Regions from separate parts of the Homo sapiens genome. Here regions 1 and 3 are each linked to region 2. A link is a contact called in ENCODE Hi-C or POLR2A ChIA-PET data. All regions are on one chromosome and are shown on one strand. The core of a region is the stretch at or near the end of the contact, and the rest is flanking DNA. Distances in the headings are between cores, read along the strand shown. Region 1 holds the start of RPL26 (ribosomal protein L26). Region 2 holds the start of NUP88 (nucleoporin 88). Region 3 holds the start of NAA38 (N-alpha-acetyltransferase 38, NatC auxiliary subunit).

Region 1 (2,700 bases), core at 14-2,513, 3.0 Mb before region 2:
GTTCAGCGCCGGTGCCTGCTGCACTGCCGCTGCCTCAGAAACCATTTGCAGGGGCCGGGCGCGGTGGCTCACGCCTGTAATCCCAGCACTTTGGGAGGCTGAGGCGGGCGGATTGCCTGAGGTCGGGAGTTCGAGACCAGCCTGGCCAACATGGTGAACCCTCGTCTCTACTAAAACTACAAAAATTAGCCGGGCGTGGTGGCGGGCGCCTGTAATCCCAGCTACTCAGGAGGCTGAGGCAGGAGAACCCGGGAGGCGGAGGTTGCAGTGAGTGGAGATCGTGCCAGTGCGCTCCAGCCTGAGCAACAAGAGCGAAACTGTCTCAAAAAGAAGAAAAAGACACACACACACACACACACACACACACACACACACACACACACACACACACACACACACACACACGAAGAAGAAGAAAAGAAACCATTTGCAGGGAGCGCACGGCTTCCGTCTGGTCCTGAACTGGACGCAAACAGGCCGAGCATTTAGAAACCCGCGCAGCTCCCCGCACCGAGAGGCTTCCTCTCGCCTGGCTCCTTCGAAGCGTGGTCTGGACCAGCACCTCCCACAGCACTGGGGGCGCCTTGGAAACGCGGCCTTGGACCTATTTCCGCGGGGGCAGGCGGCGATCGGTGGCCCTGGTCCTCGCAAGGCCCCTCACCACCCAGAACTGAATCTCTGGCGGGCCCTGCTGTGCGGTCAGCAGACGCCCAGGTGCAGGGGCGGTGGCCGGCGTCGCGGTGGAGCTCGTTAAAGTACCGGCACGCTGGCCGCGCCCACGCCACGGGCGGGAGGGGACGGTGAGTGCAGGGACCCAGGCGACCGGCCGGCCGGCGTCCCCGCGCCTCCTGGCGGCCAGAAGCAGGGCCTGCGCTTCCCCGGCTAAGGGGTGCCGGCCCCCGCCCCGGCACCTGGGAGTGAAGGTACCAGCGGGTCTCCTGGGCGGTCTCCTGGGGCCGCTCGTTCCTTCATCACCCCCAGGGGCAGTTGGACCCTGAGCAGCCTTAGCCAATAGCCCCGGGACTACCCTTCCCAGAGGATTCAGCGGCAGCACCCGGGTCTCGGAAGGGAGACACTAGGACCTGGAGGAGGGGAGTTTTGCAATCCCTCGCAGTTCCCCTCCTAGCCACTAGGTGACACTAGCCATAAATTTATTTCCCAGTTTACTCCCCTCGCTCAAACTCCGCGCCCCTCTCGCTCCGAGAGACATAGGTCTCGCGAGATCTTTGGTAAACTTACAGAACCGGAAGCAGCGTGTAGTTCTCTTCCCTTTTGCGGCCATCACCGAAGCGGGAGCGGGTAAGGATTCGGCGGGCAAGCGGGTGTAATCAGCAGCCATCCGTTCTTGGGCATGGTGGCTTCCGACCGCGGGGACCCCGAGAGTCTCTTGTCGGCCGAGTAGCAGCCAGGAAGGAGAGACTGGGATGGTTTTTTATCTGTTGCTTTCTTAAATCAAGGGCCGCCGGGCCGGAGATGGATGGAGGGACCGGGGATTTGGGAACTCGAAAACGAGCTGAGGGAAGGGAGCCTGTGGAAATAGACTGGAGTCTGGGTAGTGTCGTTTCCTAGAGAATGGTCTCGAAGTAACTTCTCGGTAAAGTCTTCACGGAATTTCCAGACCACACTTGCCCACTGGGAGGCTTTTAGGACCCGAGACGTGTGCAGGCTTTTCCAGGTTCGGGTTGGTGGGCCTTATTCATTTTGGCGGGGCTATACGTATTCACTCTTAAGCCTGTAGAAGATGAACGTTGATTGTACCTTCTAAAACGTGAGGTTATAGTTAAGAGAATTGCGTTGTCGGTCTGCTCAGCAGAGATGTAAGTCCAGTCTTGATTTCCTCAGGCACTACTTGAGGAGTTGGGAGAGTGTAACTAAAAGGTCTTATAACTAGGACAAGTGTTTTTGATGCAAAAGTCTTTAGTCCGTAAACATATACAGAAAACACCCGAATAAAACAAAAAATAAAAAGTTTCGAGCTTCGGTTGATAGGCCCTTCCGATCAAACAGTTTTTGTTGAAGTTGCACAACATGACACTGCCTATGATCATTCTAGACTATCAAGATAAAATCATTGCGGTTATTTGTTTGGAAGCTGGATGAGATTTTGGTCATTTAAGAGTCTTTTTAACTTTTTATTTAGCCAAAATGAAGTTTAATCCCTTTGTGACTTCCGACCGAAGCAAGAATCGCAAAAGGCATTTCAATGCACCTTCCCACATTCGAAGGAAGATTATGTCTTCCCCTCTTTCCAAAGAGCTGAGACAGAAGTACAACGTGCGATCCATGCCCATCCGAAAGGATGATGAAGTTCAGGTGTGTATCCCTACTTGTTCTCGTTGTCTTGATGGATATTTTACGCACTTAGCTTAGAAGAGAGATTGCATTCCTGAGAAAGATGCTTCTGAGACTCTTGCTCCCAAAGAGTGGCAAGATGAGTTGAGCCAGGGACCAAAAAACAGTAAGTAAGCTGCTTTTCAGTTTTTAATTGTATTATTTGGTGAAAATCTTTTTTTTTTTTTTTTTTGAGATGAAGTCTCGCTCTTGTCCCCCCCAGGCTGGAGTGCAGTGGTGCCATCTCAGCTCACTGCAACCTTCGCCTCCCGGGTTCAGGCGATTCTCCTGCCTCAGCCTCCCGAGTAGCTGGGATTACAAGCGCCCGCCACCACGGCTCGGCTAATTTTTGTGTTTTTAGTAGAGGCG
Region 2 (2,700 bases), core at 51-2,550:
CCTGCACAGCAGCGTTTCTGAACTCAGGGAGGTTTTGTCCCCCAAGGAACATTTGGCAATGCTTGGAGACATTTCTGGTTGTCACAATTCTAGTTATAGGACTATTAGCATCTAGTGGGTGGAGGCCCGAGACGTGGCTTAAACAACCCTCCACAACATATAAATATCTCCCTCAAAATGTCCATTGTCAAGGCTGAGAAACTCTGCTGTATCTGCTATCTTTCTTGCGTCGGGTTACTTTCTTGGACATTACTTACTAATAACCACACTGTGTTCAGAAGAGGCCAGAACTGAGGTGGAGCCCTCTTCTAAGCCTCATTTTACTACTCTCTAGAATAGAAATCATCTCTATCTCACAAGACGAACGTAGACAAAGTGCCTCTCTCGGTGGCCACCTCCGCAGCAACAGTAGGTAGTGTTATTGCAGAGGTGCAAACGGTGATGTCCTGACCACAATTTAAATTCAAAACAAAATCGAATCCAAAAACAAGGCTTTCTAGGACTTGACCGACCCGGGCTAATCCCACACTCTACAGTCAGCAGGCCTGGGTTTGACCAGACCAGGCGCGCTGCGGCACCTGCTCCACGGAGCAGGGCTAAGGCGAAGGCAGGGAAGACGGCGGTCACCGGGACGATCTAGGGTAGACCACTGCACAAACCCCATACCCACCTGCCGGAAAGCCTCTTTCCAAGGCGGCGAGCCCACCAGTTTGTACAGGGAGCGGCGCGGAGACCTCAACGACTCCGCCATCTCCTCTTCGCGGGAGACAAAGCCACAAGACCCGTTCCCTGGAGGCGCGCACAGACCCCTGGGAGGTGTACTTTCCGGGTGCAGACCGCGAATGGATCGCAGCGTATTCTGGGAAGTGTTGTTTTATCGACCGGCCCCACGTGGAGACAGATTTAGGCATCCAAGCGAAATGCGTGAGGCCAGCCCGACCTGCACTGAGGGAGGTAAGTCTTGAGGGAAAGTTCTGGATGCCTGGGTTTACCCAGATGGAGGTGTCCAATAGGCAATTAGATACACAAGTCTCAGGCTCTCCCCAGGTGCTAGATTTCCAGCAGCACCACCATTATGTTGACTTCTCGTCCCGCCCCCTTGGGCTTCAGAAATAATGGTGATTGGCTTTCCCTTGGTGACGCCCCTGCTTGGTGGGCTGGCCTCGCCTTCGCCCCCCGACCTGGCACGAGCCTCTCGAGCTTCCGGGCCGTCTGCTCGGTGATTGGCCGAAACAGTGAGTGGACGGCCGCGGATTGGCTGTGCTCAGCGGCGGGCTGAGCAACTGGAGTGAGGGGAGCAGTTGGGCCAAGATGGCGGCCGCCGAGGGACCGGTGGGCGACGGCGAGCTGTGGCAGACCTGGCTTCCTAACCACGTCGTGTTCTTGCGGCTCCGGGAGGGACTGAAAAACCAGAGTCCAACCGAAGCTGAGAAACCAGCTTCTTCGTCGTTGCCTTCGTCGCCGCCGCCGCAGTTGCTGACGAGAAACGTGGTCTTTGGCCTCGGCGGAGAGCTTTTCCTGTGGGACGGAGAAGACAGCTCCTTCTTAGTCGTTCGCCTTCGGGGCCCCAGCGGCGGCGGCGAAGAGCCCGCCCTGTCCCAGTACCAGGTAATGCCAGGCCGATCTTGGAAGTGACCCTCACCGGGATCGGAACCAGTCTTTTTTGTTCCTTGCTCCTCTTGGCTGTTTTTCATCTTGTGGCAGGCGTTCCAGCGGATTGACTCCGACGCTGCCATACGCGGTCGCGGGGACTCAGGCTCTCTCGATGCTTACGGCCTGGAGGCCTGGGAGGAAGGAAAGGGTCATTGAATATTCAATAAAAATACTAGTGACGGATGAGTGCTCTGGAGAAAAACAAAGCGGGCTAAAGGGGTTGAGAACGAGTGGGCGGAGTTGCTATTTTTAGTTTCGTCGAGAGAAACCTGTTTCCTGATGTGACGCTTATAATAGGTTAGATCGTAACTTTCTCTTGCGTTGTGCACAGCAAGTCAGGTTGCAGGTTTCAAAGCACCACGCTTCATGCTTGACATGGAGGAGGAAGTCTCTGTTAATTCTTACCCCCGTAACGCCCGCTTTAGAAAATAAAGCCATACCCAAAATGGGGATTTTTGTTTTTGATTAGCCGACAGCATGTGAAAATGGGTGTGATCCAGAAAGTATTACACACTTGCCGTGGTCAAATATTGGTTTATGGAAATGTTTATTTGTAATACACAGATTCTCTTAAAGATGAAAAAGAGCTTGGTACTCATTCTAAGGTATGACATCTGTTGTGTGCCCGGTCCAATTCTTGTTACCGAGAAGTGATTTAATTTTAATAAGACGCTAGCAATGCTTCTGCAGTTTTGAAAATAGGGCAGGAGTCTACAGTCTACTTATTTACCCAATTTCAGTTAAAAAGAATTATGAAGGCCGGGCGCGGTGGCTCACGCCTGCAGTCCCAACACTGGGAGGCAGAGGCAGGTGGATCACCTGAAGTCAGGAATTCGAGACCAGCCTGGCCAACATGGTGAAACCCCGTCTCTACTAAAAATACAAAAATTAGCCAGGTGTAGTGGCGCGCCCTTGTAATCCCAGCTACTCAGGTGCCTGAGGCAGGAGAATCGCTTGAACCTGGGAGGAGGAGGTTGCAGTGAGCTGAGATCACGCCCCTGCACTACAGCCTGGGCAACAGAGCAAGACTGTGTCTCAAAAAATAAT
Region 3 (2,749 bases), core at 30-2,529, 2.4 Mb before region 2:
CACCAGTTCTCACCTCCAGTGTGTGCTCCTGCGACGTGAGCGTGTTAATGATGCGGATGCTCCGGGTCTTGGCAGACAGCCGCCCCACCTCATAATACGACCCCTGCCACCAGGGCTTCCCAAAATCGTTGGCCCAGTCCGAACAGGGCAGCTGAGGCGGAACGTGCACAAAGCGGCCCCGCGGGGTGCAGTACCTCAGGCAGCCGGTCAGCGGATCTATGTGCTTGCGGATCTTTAAAGGAGGGTTTGGGGCGAGGGTGTCAGAGCAGCCATTAGGCTCTGGCTAGCCTCCGCCTTTCCTTCCCATCCCCGCTCTCCATTTCCTCTACCCACAATCCCAGGTTCCAGCATAACTCACGTCTCTGGTCTTTGGATCAAACCAGTGGCTGATATCCTGGCCTGCAACTTCCACGATGGGTTTCAGCAGCAGGTTCCCTTGAAAAGAGCAGCACAGCCACTGTCAATGCCAGCCCTTCGAGAACCAGGCAAACGCGCGCGTGCACACACACACACTCCGGCCCCGGCCCAACGTGTGGCCCTTACCCTTGTATTCCTGTGCCAATGACGTTAGGTCGTACACGCGTCCCAGGTAAGATACCCAGAGGTCTTCGGGCCTGTTATGTTGGGCCACCTCCGCCGGCGTGAAATAGCGACGCTGAAAATACTCCAAGTCTGGCCCAGCCACCAGGCCCCGGCGCGGCATGGCTCTTGCTCTGTCGGTCACTGGATCTCTTGGTTACTCCTTTGCTCCTCAGCACGTACTCACTACTACTACGACCTCCGTCGCGTCCGGGAGCCGAGGGGAGAGCGTTTATCCGCTGACATGGAAACCATTGTCCTTTTCCGGCCACCGTCCACTGAGATAAATATCAGGGGCGGGGTTTGGACTGCACGTGTTCACGGGAAACGTAGTATGAGTCCCGCGTGGGGCATATAAGGATCAAGTAATTGAGTTGCGCCGCTTTCAGGAGTTGCGGGGTGGGGCAGAGAACGAATACGCTCCGTTTTAATTCAGTGGCCTGGGCTACATGGGATATTTAGGACAGACTATCTCTCTGAGACAGAAAAACAAGGGAGGAGGCAGTATGAAAGAATGTATTCTCGCTAAATTCCAGTTTCTAAAGGATGTGTAAGAAACCAGAGGTAAAGGTCTCGCGATATCTTAAGACATCCGGCGTAGTACGCTTCAGTGAGCCACAGCGCTAGAGAAGTAGGAGAAGCTCGCGAGATCTGTGCCGTTGCCGAGGAGACTAGGAGGGGGAGGAGAGGGGATCTCGCGAAAGGAAAGAGGTCGGGAGCGCTCGCGAGATCTCGGACCACCCAACCTGAAAGGTGCTTAGGAAGTTGAAAGGCCCAGAGGAGGCCTCCGGGCAAATGGCCGGAGCTGGACCGACCATGCTGCTACGAGAAGAGAATGGCTGTTGCAGTCGGCGTCAGAGCAGCTCCAGTGCTGGGGTTAGCACGGGCTCTGGTTCTGGGACTGAGGGGCAGTCAAGCAGCAAGATGGAGGGGGTGGGGAACTGCAGCTCCCGGCAGCCTCTGGGCTTTGTGTGAGTGCCCCGCGGGCTGCCGGGAGCTGTGGTTCCGCGGGCGGGCAGCCTGGGCTGCGCGGTCTGAGCGCTTGTTACACCCCGCGCAGGATTCGGACGGAGAGCGCGAGGACTCGGCGGCTGAGCGCGCCCGACAGCAGCTAGAGGCGCTGCTCAACAAGACTATGCGCATTCGCATGACAGATGGACGGACACTGGTCGGCTGCTTCCTCTGCACTGACCGTGACTGCAATGTCATCCTGGGCTCGGCGCAGGAGTTCCTCAAGCCGTCGGGTCAGTGCCCGGGGAATGCACACCCGCCTGGTAATGTGGCGGAACCTTACGCAAGGCATTTCCCCTTAAGGGCCTGGCTGCAACCCTTGTTTTCTGGGGCTCGTTTTCGTGGCTCAGAGGGGCGGGACTGATTCTGGCCTACTTTCCTGATGCTCTGATCCTTCTTTCCAGATTCCTTCTCTGCCGGGGAGCCCCGTGTGCTGGGCCTGGCCATGGTACCCGGACACCACATCGTTTCCATTGAGGTGCAGAGGGAGAGTCTGACCGGGCCTCCGTATCTCTGACCACGATGGCGCTTACCTTTCAGACTTCATTAAACTTATGACCGAATGGGCCTGTGTCTGTGTGTAGCTGGGATGCCGGTGCAGGATAGCACACCCCATCCCTAGAGGAAAGGGCTCATCTGAAGTCGGGAGCACCCTCAACCCTCCTCTCCCAACCAAGATGTCCAGGGGTGCCAAAGGTTCTCTCAAGTTCAGGGGTAGAGATGGGGGGCAGGGCTGAATGACGGACCAACAGGCCCCAGGGTGGGCCCCTGCATCTTCCCTCCCACGGCTGCTGCTCCAGAATTGTGGCGGGAGGGGGTGTCATCCTGCTCCGGAAGGCCCATTGTTTCCCACCCCGGCCTGGCAACACCGAGTTCCTCTAAGCTGGGGTCAGAGAACGGGCTCAGGTCCCCAAGGGGAGCAGCGGCAGGCGGCCGAGGCTGGGCCCCTCCACTCTATTGAGGGGGAGGTGCCTGGGGTCAGGAACAGATCTCTGAGGTCTGGCCAGGAAGAACGGACAAAAGCGATAAGGCCAGGGGGCTCAAGGATGCTCCTCTCTGCTCATTTGTAGCCCTGGCACATGTTTCCTGTTCCTCGGCACAGGGCAGGGGTGATAGTACTTGTGCCACGCCTCTGTTCGCAGAGCGCGTTCAGTTCGTT

The links. Hi-C counts contacts between places; a loop is a spot of excess contacts on that map. ChIA-PET counts read pairs that join two places held with the same protein, here RNA polymerase II (POLR2A). Pooled maps may share reads with other maps.
Region 1: a loop to region 2 is called in a pooled map, with 8 times the contacts of the local background. The contact joins the promoter of RPL26 here to the promoter of NUP88 in region 2. A Hi-C loop is called at or near these places in 4 of 50 pooled maps. POLR2A ChIA-PET finds 5 or more read pairs at or near these places in 2 of 52 experiments (CD8-positive, alpha-beta memory T cell and naive thymus-derived CD8-positive, alpha-beta T cell).
Region 3: a loop to region 2 is called in a pooled map, with 12 times the contacts of the local background. The contact joins the promoter of NAA38 here to the promoter of NUP88 in region 2. A Hi-C loop is called at or near these places in 1 of 168 maps with a recorded cell type or tissue (B cell) and 6 of 50 pooled maps. POLR2A ChIA-PET finds 5 or more read pairs at or near these places in 1 of 52 experiments (activated CD4-positive, alpha-beta T cell).

The regions. Positions count from the first base shown.
Region 1 is chr17:8,381,756-8,384,455 of GRCh38, reverse strand. It overlaps RPL26 (ribosomal protein L26), which reads left to right and starts at 1,263. Exons shown (of 4, transcript NM_000987.5): 1 at 1,263-1,299; 2 at 2,141-2,313. The coding sequence starts at 2,146. RefSeq lists a silencer at 669-938 and enhancers at 370-1,087, 1,339-1,508, 1,088-1,805.
Region 2 is chr17:5,418,262-5,420,961 of GRCh38, reverse strand. NUP88 (nucleoporin 88) reads left to right here and starts at 1,300. Exons shown (of 17, transcript NM_002532.6): 1 at 1,300-1,608. The coding sequence starts at 1,312. It overlaps RPAIN (RPA interacting protein), which reads right to left and starts at 780. Exons shown (of 7, transcript NM_001033002.4): 1 at 671-780. The coding sequence starts at 751. RefSeq lists enhancers at 509-728, 739-858, 588-1,125, 1,126-1,663, 1,299-1,938.
Region 3 is chr17:7,856,089-7,858,837 of GRCh38, reverse strand. NAA38 (N-alpha-acetyltransferase 38, NatC auxiliary subunit) reads left to right here and starts at 1,279. Exons shown (of 3, transcript NM_001320925.4): 1 at 1,279-1,455; 2 at 1,640-1,823; 3 at 1,995-2,153. The coding sequence starts at 1,375. The coding sequence ends at 2,107. CYB5D1 (cytochrome b5 domain containing 1) reads right to left here and starts at 835. Exons shown (of 4, transcript NM_144607.6): 1 at 544-835; 2 at 359-435; 3 at 14-232. The coding sequence starts at 703. TMEM88 (transmembrane protein 88) reads right to left here. Exons shown (of 2, transcript NM_203411.2): 2 at 2,739-2,749. RefSeq lists enhancers at 1-719, 525-744, 1,073-1,367, 1,095-1,464, 720-1,582 and 2 more.